Linked DNA regions of Homo sapiens: regions 2 and 3 are each linked to region 1. A link is a loop called in an ENCODE intact Hi-C map of the cell type or tissue named here. Cell type or tissue: dorsolateral prefrontal cortex. All regions are shown on one strand. Each heading gives the region's core, and the rest is flanking DNA. Links, peaks and the distances in the headings are about the cores only.

Region 1 (7,685 bases), core at 3,080-5,579:
ATGAGACCCTGTCTCTACTAAAAATACAAAAATTAGTCGGGCATGGTGGCGCATGCCTGTAATCCCAGCTACTTGGGAGGGTTAGGCAGAAGAATCACTTGAACCCGGGAGGCAGAGGTTGCAGTGAGCCGAGATTTCACAACTGCACTCCACCCTGGGTGACAGAGTTAGACCCTGTCACCCCCCCGCCCCCCAAAAGAGAAACAGTCAGAGAGATATGACTAAGAAAGAGGGTCAGAGAGATGCAACATTGTTGGCTTTGAAGAGGAATGCAGGGGCCACTAGCCAAGGAATGCAGGCAGTTTCTCAAAGCTTGAAAAGGCAGGGAAACATTTTCCCCTAGAAACTCCAGAAAAGAATTAGGCTCTGCCAATGCCTTGATTTCACCCCAGTGAAATCCAAGTCAATCTCTGGACCTCCTGAACAGTATAGTAATAAATTTGTGTTGTTTTAAACCTACCAGTTCTGGGGTGCTTTGTAACAGCAGCAATAGAAAATAAACACACCCCTATTTCTCCTTGTCAGTCATTTAAAATCAACATAGACGCTAAGTTGAAACAAGTCATTGTTACACTTACACATGACTTAGAGTAAGTGCCATTCATTGAACTGGAATCAACTCTGGGCTACCCCTCGGTTCAGCCCTTGTCCATCTTGACTTAATCCATACATTCAATGTGGGGCTCTTGATTCCCAAACCGTTTCTCTTCATATCCTACTTGTAAGCTTTAGGCCAATGTTTCTGGCATGGATATCCTAGAAGCACCTCAATCTAAAAGTGCCCCAGACAGGAATCATCATTTAACCCTTGCACTTGCTCTTCTCGCTGGGTCCCTTGGTTTCCATTATGGGCCACCCACATACCCAGGAGCAAATCTCACCATTTCAGGTACAACCCTTCTCTACCCCTAAATTTATCCTGGGTCATCCATCCATTCTACCCATCCCACAACCCCCTTTTTCCACTAACATGGCCCTAACTCAATACCTTACGGCTATAAAGACAGGCTTGGAACTAGTAGCCCCAACTCCAGGCTCTCCCCAATCTCAGATGTCCTTTGCACTGTCTCAGGAATTATCTTTCCAAAACAGCCTAATCCCATTTTACCTCTGCTCAAAAGCCTTTGAATGATCTCTTGCTTATGGAATAATGCCCAAACTTCTTTCTTTTACTGAAAACCATAATCCACCCCCTAACTGCCTTCTAGCCGTAGCTTCCATCTCATCCCTATGTCCTCACACACTCCAGGAGCTAGCGATGCTGGTTTCCTGTGACTGGACCAAATCCTGTCTCTTCTCCCATCTTTGGGTCTTTGGCCTGGAATGTCACAATGTCCACCAATGGCAATAAACCACTACTCACCATTTAGTAAGCCACATGTTACTATAGGTTGGGCTTGTTCACGATCCCATTTGTAGCTGTATCACTGTATCTTCACAACCACATTTACCAATAAGGAACTGGAGGCTTAGAGACAGACATGCTGTGATGCTTTTAAAATAAATATGTCCACACATTCTTTGATACTCCTCCCTCCCTAAGGTAGAGCTTAATTATTAAACCTCGAATGTGGCACTTGGTGACCTGCTTCTAATAGCATGTGATGGAAATGGAGGTATTTGACTTCCAAGACTAGGTCATAAAAGGTACCATGCTTCCTTCTTGTGCCCAAATCTTTCACTCTGAAGGAGGCCAGTCACCATGTCATGAGGATACTCAAGCAGCCCATGGAAAGACCCAGATGGGGAAAACTTAAGGCCTCCAAACAACAACCAGCACCATGTTTGTGCACCATCTTAAAAGCAGAACCTCCAGCCCCAGTTGGGCCCTCAGATGACTGCACCCCCTGTGACATCTTAACTACAACCTCATGGGAGACTCTGAACCACGACCACCCAGCTAAGCGGCTACCAAATTCCTGACCCAGAGAAACTATAGGATAATATTTATGACTTTAAGCCACTAAATTTGGGGGCAATTTGTTACACAGTAATAGATAAATAAACACTTGCCCAAGATCATAGGATCAGTAAGTGGTGGAGATATATTTTTGTTTGTTTGTTTTTTGTTTTTTTGAGATGGAGTCTCACTCTGTCACCCAGGCTGGAGTGCAGTGGTGCGAACTTGGCTCACTGCAACCTCTGCCTCCTGGGTTCAAGCAAATCTCCTGCCTCAGCCTTCCGAGTAGCTGGGATTACAGACGCACACCACCATGCCCAGCTAATTTTTGTATTTTTAGTAGAGACAGGTTTTGCCATGTTGGCCAGGCTAGTCTCAAACTCTTGACTTCAGGTGATCTGCCTGCCTCAGCCTCCCAAAGTGCTGAGATTACAGGTGTCAGCCACTGCACCCAGCCAGTGGTGGAGATTTGAATACTGGTTTATCTATCCCAAAAGCTCAGGCTCTTAATTCTGCCTGAAGTACTACTGTAGTTTATATTTCACTACCTTTAAAAAGCCTTGACAGAGTCTCCCCCTCGAAAGTTATCTTCCTCCAATCTGTATCATTAAGCTGTACTCAAACTGTCCATCCATAATACTCATATAATCACCTTATTTGTCCAAGACCCATCTCACTTCATGGTCAACTTCCCAGCTGTGGGCTCCCAGCTTTAGTACCTACATCCTAGTGTTGTTGTGAAGATTAAATGAGATGGCATGTATCAAAGCTCTTAGTGAAGCAATGGCTCAATTATATTATTTATTAGTTCCTGGATGCAGTACTTTTTCTGTCCTATGGATGGATAAGCTCTTAATCCTGGCTATATATTAGAATTACCTAGGAAGTTTAAAAAAAAAAAAAAAAGCAAAAAAAAACAATGTTCAGGCTATACCTGAAGATTATGATTTAGTCATTCTGGGTGAAGTTAGGTACCACTATTTTCCAAAGTTCCCTGGGTGATTTTATTTTATTTATTTATTTGTTTATTTATTTATTTATTGAGATGGAGTCTCGCTCTGTCACCCAGGCTGGCGTGCAGTGGTACCACTGATACAGGAGTGCTGGGAAGGGAAGAAGGGGGTAGGGGAAGTGCTCCGTAGAGGAGGGCGTGGTCCCTGGCTAGGGCTTCACCCCCAGGGACCTAGATGAGAACAGCCATTTCCTGCCAAATGTTGCATTTCCCAAGACCACCCTGGCTTGCCACACCCCCCGTCCTGGGCATATAAAAGCCCGAGACCCTAGCGGGCAGACACCCAGGCAGCCAAACGTCGAGAGGAGCACTTCAGCGGAAAAAGATACAAGCAGCTGCTCACGGAGAGGATGTTGAGAGGAGCACACCAGCAGAAGAGCACACGGCAGGCACAGGCACCTGGCAGGACGAGGCTGAGTTTGGCCAGGGCAGTTAGTCGGAGGAAAGCTGTGGCCGCTGAGCAGCCCAACTCCATGGGAAAAACCATGGTGCCCTTCTGGCTCCTCCATCGGCTGAGAGCTACTTCCACTCAATAAAACTTTGCACTCATTCTCCAAGCCCACGTGTGATCTGATTTCTCTGGTACACAAAGGCAAGAACCTGGGATACAGAAATCCCTCTGTCCTCGCAACAAGGTAGAGGGTGAATTGAGCTGGTTAACACAAACCGCCTATAGATGGCAAACTAAGAGAGCACCTGGTAACATATGCCCACTGGGGCTTCAGCTGTAAATTCACCTATAGACACCGCCATCGGGTGGGAGCCCGACAACCTGCCTGCCTGTATGCTCCCCTAGAGGTTTGAGCAGCAGGGCACTGAAAAAGCGAGCCACATCCCCCTGTTGCATGCCCTGCGAGGGGGACAAGGTAATTTTTCCCGTTTCACCTTCTTGGCTCACTGCAACCTCTGCCTCCTGGATTCAAGCAGTTCTCCTGCCTCAGCCTCCCAAGTAGCTGAGATTACAGGCATGTGCCACCACACCTGGCAAATTTTTGTATTTTTAGCGGAGATGGGGTTTTACTGCATTGGCCAGGCTAGTCTCGAACTCCTGACCTCAAGTGACCTACCCACCTCGGCCTCCCAAAGTGCTGCTTTAAAGTTTTGAAACTACTGGACTAAATCAGAGGTTCTCAACCAGAGGCAGTTTTGCCTCATTCCCCTTGGGGACATACGCTAGTGTCTGGAGATATTCTTGATTGTCACAACTGTAGGAGGGTGCTACTGGCATCTAGTGAGTGGAGGCCAGAGATGCTGCAAAACATCCTACAATGCACAGGTCAGCTCCTTACAGCAAAGAATTATCCAGTCCTAAATGTCAATAGTGCCAAGGTTGAGACAACCTGGATTGGATATTTCCCGGCTCCCACCCTTGTTCTCCTTAAGAACTTTGGTTCCTGCTTGCTTCTCTGACTATTCCTACTTGAGACAAGAAGAATGCAGCATTTGAGTTCTTGCCTTGGACCAAATCTGGGCACCAACCAGCTTGGCCGCTGCCCCAGCTGGGCTGGCTCCAGGCCCACCAGGAAGGGCACGTGGATGGTCTCATGCTTCCCCACTTCCCTTTAATGCTTTGTTAACATTTGAATTACAACACTCACTACAGAAACTACAGCAAGTTGTAAACATGTCCCCCCACCCCAAGGGGCCAGGGCCATACTTTATTCATCTCTGTTTTTTCCACAGCACCAAGCTCTGTGCAGTTGAACTGGGTAGGTGTTCGATAGACATTCATTGCATCAAATAGATTAATATCACTTTAATTTTTATCATGCATCTGGGCATCTCTTTGAAAGGTCATGGATGTAGAGAATATAAATGCCCGTTAAAGCAAGAGCTCTTGTGTTTCTGTTCCTGTGGAGTGCAGCTGAAATGACCGCTACTGCTCCTTCACAGTATATTTACATGAGCTTCCTGTGGACATCAGCACCATTTAAAATTAAGGTATTTGTATAATAAATAAAGCTAAGAGGATTCTTATTAGAGAAGTTATCTTATTTTTAAGGTTATTTTTCATTGGTTATTACAAATGGAAAATTTTTTTTCAAGGCAAAGCAGCAACTTGGAGAATGATACTCAAAGAAGCTTGTCTTAGAAAAATATATGTAAATCAATAAATTTTGGGCTATACATTTCATAGCGGATAAAATCAGGCACAGGTTTGAAAGCTAAATAAGAAACAAGGTTTTCCTATGTTTCTCTCCTTTCAATGTGTAATCTTAGATTTAAAAAAAAACTGGTTAATATCTGGGGTTTTTAAAATTCTCAAAATTGCCAGAGTCAGCCAAGGGTCTATTCATCTTGGTATTCTCAAAGAGGGAAGATTTAAGCAAAATATGTGACAACTGAGAGCCGAGAGTCTAAATTTTTTTTTTGAGACAGAGTCTCACTCTGTCCCCGAGGCTGGAGTACAGTGGTGCGATCTCGGCTCACTGCAACCTCTACCACCCGGGTTCAAGCGATACTCCTGCCTCAGCCTCCTGAGTAGCTGGGATTACAGGCACGTGCCACCGTGCCCAGCTAATTTTTTTATTTTTAGTAGAGACGGGGTTTTGCCATGTTGGCCAGGCTGGTCTCGAACTCCTGACCTCAAGTGATCTGCCCACCTCGGCCTCCCAAAGTATTGGGATTACAGGCATAAGCCACCATGCCCGGCCAGATATAAACTGATTTTTTTTTTTTTTTTTTTTTGAGATGGAGTCTCACTCTGTCGCCCAGGCTGGAGTGCAGTGGAGCCATCTGGGCTCACTGCCAGCTCCGCCTCCAGGGTTCACGCCATTCTCCTGCCTCAGCCTCCCGAGTTGCTGGGACTACAGGCGCCCGCCACTATGCCTGGCTAATTTTTTGTATTTTTAGTAGAGACGGGGTTTCACTGTGTTAGCCAGGATGGTCTCGATCTCCTGACCTCGTGATCCGCCGGGCACGGTGGCTCACGCCTGTAATCCCAGCACTTTGGGAGGCTGAGGTGGGCGGATCACGAGGTCAGGAGATCGAGACCATCCCGGCCAACACGGTGAAACCCCGTCTCTAATAAAAATACAAAAAAAAAAAAAAAATTAGCCAGGTGTGGTGGCAGGCACCTGTAGTCCCAGCTACTCAGGAGGCTGAGACAGAGAATGGCATGAACCCGGGAGGTGGAGCTTGCAGTAAGCCAAGATCGCGTCACTGCACTCCAGCCTGGGTGACAGAGCAAGACTCCGTCTCAAAAAAAAAAAAAAAAGAAATTAAAGGAATAAAATAATGGCTACTCCATAGACAGAGCAGCATAAACTGATTTTATATAGCTAAATAACTAAGAGGTCTGGAAGGCTGCACTGTAGACTGAAGTGATTACTTCAATGTGGGGAGGACACCCATATTAGAATGGTCAAATAGTTTTAATTTTATCTGTCATGTTCTTTATTATATTAAAAATGGAGAATTGATGCAGGTAACTTATTATTTAAGCTTTTTTAGTATTTTCTAAGTATTTAGAAAAGCTTAGTCATATTTCCTGAGACATAATGACATTCAGAGAGACAGGAAAAAAATGAAGGGAATGGAGGGATAAATTACTTAGGATAATAATTTTTTTTTTAAGTTTTCTATTTTATTTCTGGAGTGCTTCTTGAATGAAATTACTGGCCTGATTAGGATAAGGTTAGCCTAGGCTAAGAATAACTAGAGACAGGAGTCACAAATATGACTGGCCCAGAGTCCTGGATGGATCACATCAGTTTGTTCTCTTAGATGGAAGAAAAGTATTATTAACACAATCTTAAATTAGGAATAAATTATTCAAAGCCTTGTGTCATACTCACTGTTGCTTTAGCCGCTCCTCCACAAATGGAATGGAGAAAAATTCTGTGAATGGCTCCCCTGCCCTCTTTGGATTTTGGCTGGTCATGATGCCATATGTTTGATTGACAAGAAAACAATAAGCAAGAATTCAAGTCAGTTGTTGCTATTCTGCTTGCAAATTAACACGACTGAATTCTTAGGATCACTGAATAGTCAGACACGAACAACTTACTTGTATAACCACTCAGTCAGAAAATCACAGGCAATGAATTTGGTTCTTTTCCTCTGAAGAGAGAAGAGATAATTAAATTACAACTGACCCTTAAACACTATGGATTTGAACTGCACAGGTCTACTTATACATGACTTTTTTCAATAAAGCTTAACACTGGCTGGGTGTGGTGGCTCACGCCTGTAATCCCAGCACTTTGGGAGACCGAGGCGGGTGGATCACTTGAGGTCAGGAGTTCGAGACCAGTCTGGCCAACACAGTGAAACCCCATCCCTACTAAAAATACAAAAATTAGCCAGGCGTGGTGGTGGGCACCTGTAGTCCCAGCTACTCAGGAGGCTGAGGCAGGAGAATTGCTTGAACCTGGGAGGTGGAGGTTGCAGTGAGCCGAGACCTCACCACTGCACTCCAGCCTGGGCAATAGGGTGAGACTGTGTCTCAAAAAAAACAAAAGAAACTTAACACCAAGTGTGCCTGCCTCTCCTGCCTCCCCTTCCACCTCTGCCACCTCTGAGACAGCAGGACCAATTCTTCCTCTTCCTCCTCCTTCTCAGCCTACTAAACCTGAAGATGAGGAGGAAGACCTTTATGATGATCCACTTCCATTTAATGACTAGTAAATATATTTTCTCTTTCTATAATTTTGTTAATAAATTTTCTTTTGCTACCTTACTTATAAGACTATAGTATATAATACATAAAACATACAAAATTTGTGTTACTGGTAAGTCAACAGTAGGCTATTAGTAGTAGGGTATTAGTAG
Region 2 (2,500 bases), core at 1-2,500, 96 kb before region 1:
GTGGACATAATGAAAGTACATATAGTCAGCCTGGGCAACAAAGTGAGACCCCGTCTCTAAAAAAAAATATTAAAAAATTAGCCACGCATGGTGGCATGTGTCTGTAGTCCCAGCTACTCTGGAGGTTGAGGCAGGAGGACCACTTGAGCCTGGGAGTTCAAGGCTGCAGTGAGCTATGATCGTGCCACTGCATTCTAGCCTGGACAACAGCAATAACTTGTCAAAAAAAAAAAAAGTAGCTATCGTGCGATGAAAATTAAATGAGTTGAAAAGAAAGAAAGAAAATTAAATGAGTTAATGGTTAATATATATAAAGTACTTTGCACAGTGCCTGGCTCCTGGTTGGCGCTCTGTGAAGCTTAACTGTATAACTAAGGTGATTTTGGTCCCTGCCCCAAGTAATTTGCAAAACAAACAAACAAAAGCAAAAACAAGCTCTCTTGTTGCTTTTTAGCCAGAAAAGTGGCTCCCTTCAGGGAAGACTTTTTGTGTGTGAGACACAATTTCACCAGGCTGGAGTGCAGTGGTGCAATCTTGGCTCACTGCAACCTTAACCTCCCGGGTTCAAGCGATTCTTGTGCTGCAGCCTCCCGAGTAGCTGGGATTACAGGTGTGCACCACCATACCCGGCTAATTTTTGTATTATTAGTAGAGGGGGTTTTGCCATGTTGGCCAGGCTGGTCTCGAACTCCTGACCTCAAGTGATCCACCCGCCTTGGCCTCCCAAAATGCTAGGATTAGGGATTACAGGCTTGAGCCACTGCGCCCGGCTTCTACCCTTTTTTTTTGTTTGTTAGATTCCTCCATGTCTTTTCATGTTAGCTTTTCTTTAACAAAAAGGAAGTTCAAATCTCTAAAAGTTCAGTAAATAAGAAACACCGGTTTTACCCATCTTTCAGAGGGAAAAAGTGCCGACATGCCATCTTGGCTTTAGGTCTCCCTTTTATTCTTGTTTGGAATAACCCTACACATGTGGTTAGAGTCCCCCTGTTCTCATCCCTGGTCACTTTCCAGTGAAGACTCTTAGCAGCTTCCTCCTCAGTGTGTGTCCAGAAACAGCAAGCAGTTTTGAGTAGTGTGATGCTGAACTTTACATGAATGGCTTTCTGTAGTGAGAAGGCGCCTGTCACCCGCGGCCTGCAGAGGCTGCGTGGCTTGGAGGGGGAACCAGAGGCCCAACCATGGGCCTCCTTCCCCTGGTCTCTACAGCAGCTTTTCCCAAACCCACTGAGATGGGTCAGGCTCCTAGAGAGCCTGAGAACAAAGCCCCTTTGTGACTTTTGTTTTGAATCAGGCTTGTGACAAAGGGGAGGAGCCACTGGGTTGGGTGGATGGGGGTGCCCGGAGCGCGCTGTTGTTGCAGGGGAAGAAAACAAAATTGTGTCTTTTTTTTGGCAATGTTGTCTTGCCAATCCCTCCCTCCCCCAGCTCTCCGAACAGCAGGATTTCCCAACGGCAGCTTGGGAAAAAGACCCAGTGGCAGCTTGGGGAAAAGACCCAGCGCTCCGTTTAGAAGCAACGTGTATCAGCCAACTGAGATGGCCGTCGTGCTCAACGGTGGGACCGTAAGTATCAAGATGTGATGTGGGGGTAGGAAGCCTAGGAGTCTACGGTGTCGGGGAGCAGCTTCAACAGGGACATACTCCTCCATGGAGGCTGCCCATGTGGCCTGCAAGGACCGCCACAGCTCAAACGCATGCAATGCTTTTATTTTTCTTCTTTCCCTTTCTACCCCTTTTCTCCACACACAGAATACCCACCTCTATTTAGAAAACCATCTGTAGATTCGTTTGAAAGAGTTTGTAATCCTTGAGGCTGTTGGACCCAGTGAATTATTTGGCTTTCACTCTGTCCCTGGGAGGTGACTTTTGGAAAAAGCCCAGAATGATGGAGCGCCCCTAGCAGATTTTGCTGACATCCAGCCTAGTTTAAGGTCCCCGGTCACCCCTCTGTTGACTCCTCCCCAGCTGGGTACCAGGTTCTCCCATTCCCTAAGAGATGTCTTAAGAAATTGAAGCAGTTACTGTTTCTCTCCCTCAAACACAGAAGCAGGTTTACTACTATCTGATGCCAAACAGACCTTCAGCAGAATTGTCATTGTTTACGTTTGCCTCCTTGGAATGACACCATTTTGTTTCTCCAGCAATCCAAAGATGCACTCTCATCTCCACATTTAATTTCCAAACATAGCTACATGCTTCTTTCAGAAACAAGGTCTGAGCCAGTTTACATGTGTAAATTGGGTTTCCATTCTTTATATCATGTTCCAACTCCATAACTCAACCTGAGCATTCTTCTTTTTTTTTTTTTTTTTATGTAAATCAGGGATGGTCTTTGATCTCTAGAGGGAATTTAGGTTTTCCTGGCCTTTTGAATGGTATGCTAGGCATTGGTTTGCATTGGTTTGGAACAGGCTCAAAGACAGAATCACAGATTTGCATTCTTAAAACCCCCTGCCAACGACTGGGCTGTTTTATTGTCCCGAGCCAAGAAAAGCCTG
Region 3 (2,500 bases), core at 1-2,500, 85 kb before region 1:
CCAGGAGGCGGAGCTTGCAGTAAGCCAAGATCGCGTCACTGCACTCCAGCCTGGGCGACAGGGCGAGACTCCATCTCAAAAAAAAAAAAAAAAAAAAAGTTGAAGGAAAGATGAGAGGCACGGAATAATACATATAGTGTGATTCTATTTATAGCAAATCTAAATGCTGAGAGATGCATACAAACGTGAAAAGAGCTCCAAAGAAAAGCAAGAGAACAGCTATCATGATAGTCAGAGAAGTGGCTTCATGGGGGAAGAGCTTTAAAACTGTTGACAGTGTTCTGTTTGTTTGTTTGTTTGTTTGTTTGTTAAATGTTGTAGAGAGGTCTCGCTTTGTTGCCCAGGCTGGAGTGCAGTGGTGCGATCATAGCTCCCTGCAGCCTCTGGAGGCTTGTGGAGGCTCAAGCGATCCTCCACAAATGTTTTTATTTATTGTTATATGTGTTTTATAGCCACTGTTGTACGCATATTTCACCCCCCAAAAGGTAAAAAGAAATAGGTATGTTCGTGTATTGCTTGAAATTACAAAGCCAACCAATAAAGGCATGGAAAAGAATGATTTAGCTGTTTTGAGGAGGGGAGGGATGGAATCTAAGCTAACCCTCACCTATCATGGCAGGAAATCAGTAGATCCTATTGAAAATCTTATTACCATAGAGACCTGTTCCAGATACAGAAGTAACACCCCGAGGAGCAGCTGAAGTTCAAAGTCATTGCCTCTGGGGATGCACTACTTTGCTAAAAATTAAGCAAGAGATAAAATCTCGACTTGGTGGTCTTCCTCCTCCTGGTCTTAGCAGAACACAGCCTTGCACAGGTAGGTACTTGATCAGCGGAGGGAGGAAAAGGGGAGGGAAGCAGGGGTGAGAGGCAGGAGAGAAGAAGTAAGCCAGGATGCTGTAGAATGCAGCTTCCACCTTAGCTCGGAGACATCATCGTGGTTGGCTTCCAACACCAACAGACAGATGCCTCGGCACCCCTATGCTGTCCTTGTCCCTCTCAGCAGGCTGGTGCCCAGCCAGTTCCGGAAGGGCTGGGAGAGTGGAAAATCCCAGAGAGAGATACGCCAGCCCTTCAGCTTCAATTAAAGGCAATGTGACAAGAAGGGCCTTGCATACTAATAAGACTCAGTACATCTTCTCCTCGTGGTCGCCCTTATCCTCTCCTGTTCCTGTGAGTGACAGGACTGAGAATTCAATTCACAGCCCAGAGAAAAACCTCCCAGCCAGCAGCACAGGACAGATAAAGAAAATGCCTAAAGCTCAAGACAGGAAATTTGGGGACCACAGGGTCATCCGGCCACTCATACAATGTTGTCCAGACAGGGCCTCAGCATGAAAGGATGACCTGGGGTGAAAATATAGATTCCTGGGCCCCACCCCAGACCTTTAGAAACAGAATCTCCAGGAGTGAGGCCTGGGAATCAGTATCCCCTCCCCCTCAGTGCTGTGGGTGGGTGTTTTGATCTGGCAAGTTTGGGAAAGAGAGCAGATTTGGGCAAGTTTGGGAAACAGTGCCTGTTTCCTGAGGGCCTCAGTCAACTGTGAGCCAGGGTTGAGAATGGCACCTGCCTCCTAAGGGCGCTGAGAGAAGCAAAAGAGGCAAGCTGTGCAAAATGCAAAGTGCTCAGCACTGGTTCTGACCCAGAGTTAGGCACTTGATAAATATCAGCTATTATTATTCGCGTTTTTATTGAGACCAGGTCTCGCTCTGTTACCCAGGCTGGAAAGCAGTGGTGCAAATCAGGGCTCACTGCAGTCTCAACCTCCTGGGCTCAAATGGTCCTTCCACTTCAGCCTCCTAAGTATTAATAGCTGGGACCACACACACGCACCACCATGCCTGGCTAATATATTTTTATTTTGGGTTGAGATAGGGTCTTGCTATGTTGCCCAGCCTAGTCTCTAACTCCTGGGCTCAAGCAGTCCTCCTGCCTCAGCCTCCCAAGATGATAGGGTCACAGGTGTGAGCCACAGCACCCAGCCAGCTATTATTTTGCTTAGGGCATATTCTTTGCCCTCAAAGAGGTCACAGTATAGAAGGTGAGGCAGAAAAAATCAACAGGAAATTGTACGAACCACGAGATGCTCACATACTGCGGGGAGAACTTGCTTCAATAGATGACCATCTGCCACGCAGCTATGGACCACAACCGTGCTGGGGCCTGGGGTTACAAGGAGGAGACTGGCTCACGCTCCCAAATCAGCAATATCTATGAGAAACCTTAAAATGTTCATCTTTTACTCAATTAGCTCCCGATTTCTAGGATTCCAGGTAAATAATAAAAGCAAACACTTCTATGGTACTTATGAAGCCCTTGACACATACGAAGTCATAGTGAGCTAAGTGCTATTATTTTCCCCAGTTTTACAGGTAGGGAGACTGAAGCAGAGACAGGTCATGCAACTTGCTCAAGGTTACGCTGTGAGCTGTCTGGCTGCTGCTGCTCTTAAAACTCTACAGGGTCAAGATCTCACAACTGCCTCCCACCAGGACAGCA

Evidence for each region. Peaks named below come from ENCODE experiments on the same cell type or tissue, not always from the same donor. Only the 100,000 strongest peaks of a DNase experiment are listed, where the experiment ranks them.
Region 2: it touches region 1 in a loop (4-fold over the local background); 7 of 110 quality-filtered maps call a loop at or near these places.
Region 3: a loop joins it to region 1, with 4 times the contacts of the local background. A loop is called at or near these places in 5 of 110 quality-filtered maps.

Annotation. Positions count from the first base shown.
Region 1 is chr16:19,763,137-19,770,821 of GRCh38, reverse strand. IQCK (IQ motif containing K) reads right to left here. Exons shown (of 9, transcript NM_153208.3): 5 at 6,922-6,974; 6 at 6,710-6,787. It overlaps IQCK-AS1 (IQCK antisense RNA 1), which reads left to right and starts at 4,752. Exons shown (of 4, transcript NR_188663.1): 1 at 4,752-4,853. RefSeq lists enhancers at 2,733-3,233, 3,234-3,734. In dorsolateral prefrontal cortex, for the core only: no CTCF peak of the experiment used is centred there; a DNase peak (open chromatin) is centred at 4,451; H3K4me3 peaks cover 1,230 bases; H3K27ac peaks cover 2,500 bases.
Region 2 is chr16:19,860,902-19,863,401 of GRCh38, reverse strand. GPRC5B (G protein-coupled receptor class C group 5 member B) reads left to right here. Exons shown (of 4, transcript NM_016235.3): 3 at 1,429-1,565. Among named protein-coding and RNA genes, the nearest start is that of GPRC5B, 23 kb to the left of the region's middle. RefSeq lists enhancers at 1,001-1,581, 2,162-2,500. In dorsolateral prefrontal cortex, for the core only: no CTCF peak of the experiment used is centred there; a DNase peak (open chromatin) is centred at 1,271; H3K4me3 peaks cover 2,414 bases; H3K27ac peaks cover 2,500 bases.
Region 3 is chr16:19,850,218-19,852,717 of GRCh38, reverse strand. All of the region lies in intron 8 of IQCK (IQ motif containing K), which reads right to left. Among named protein-coding and RNA genes, the nearest start is that of GPRC5B, 33 kb to the left of the region's middle. In dorsolateral prefrontal cortex, for the core only: no CTCF peak of the experiment used is centred there; a DNase peak (open chromatin) is centred at 1,027; H3K27ac peaks cover 2,500 bases.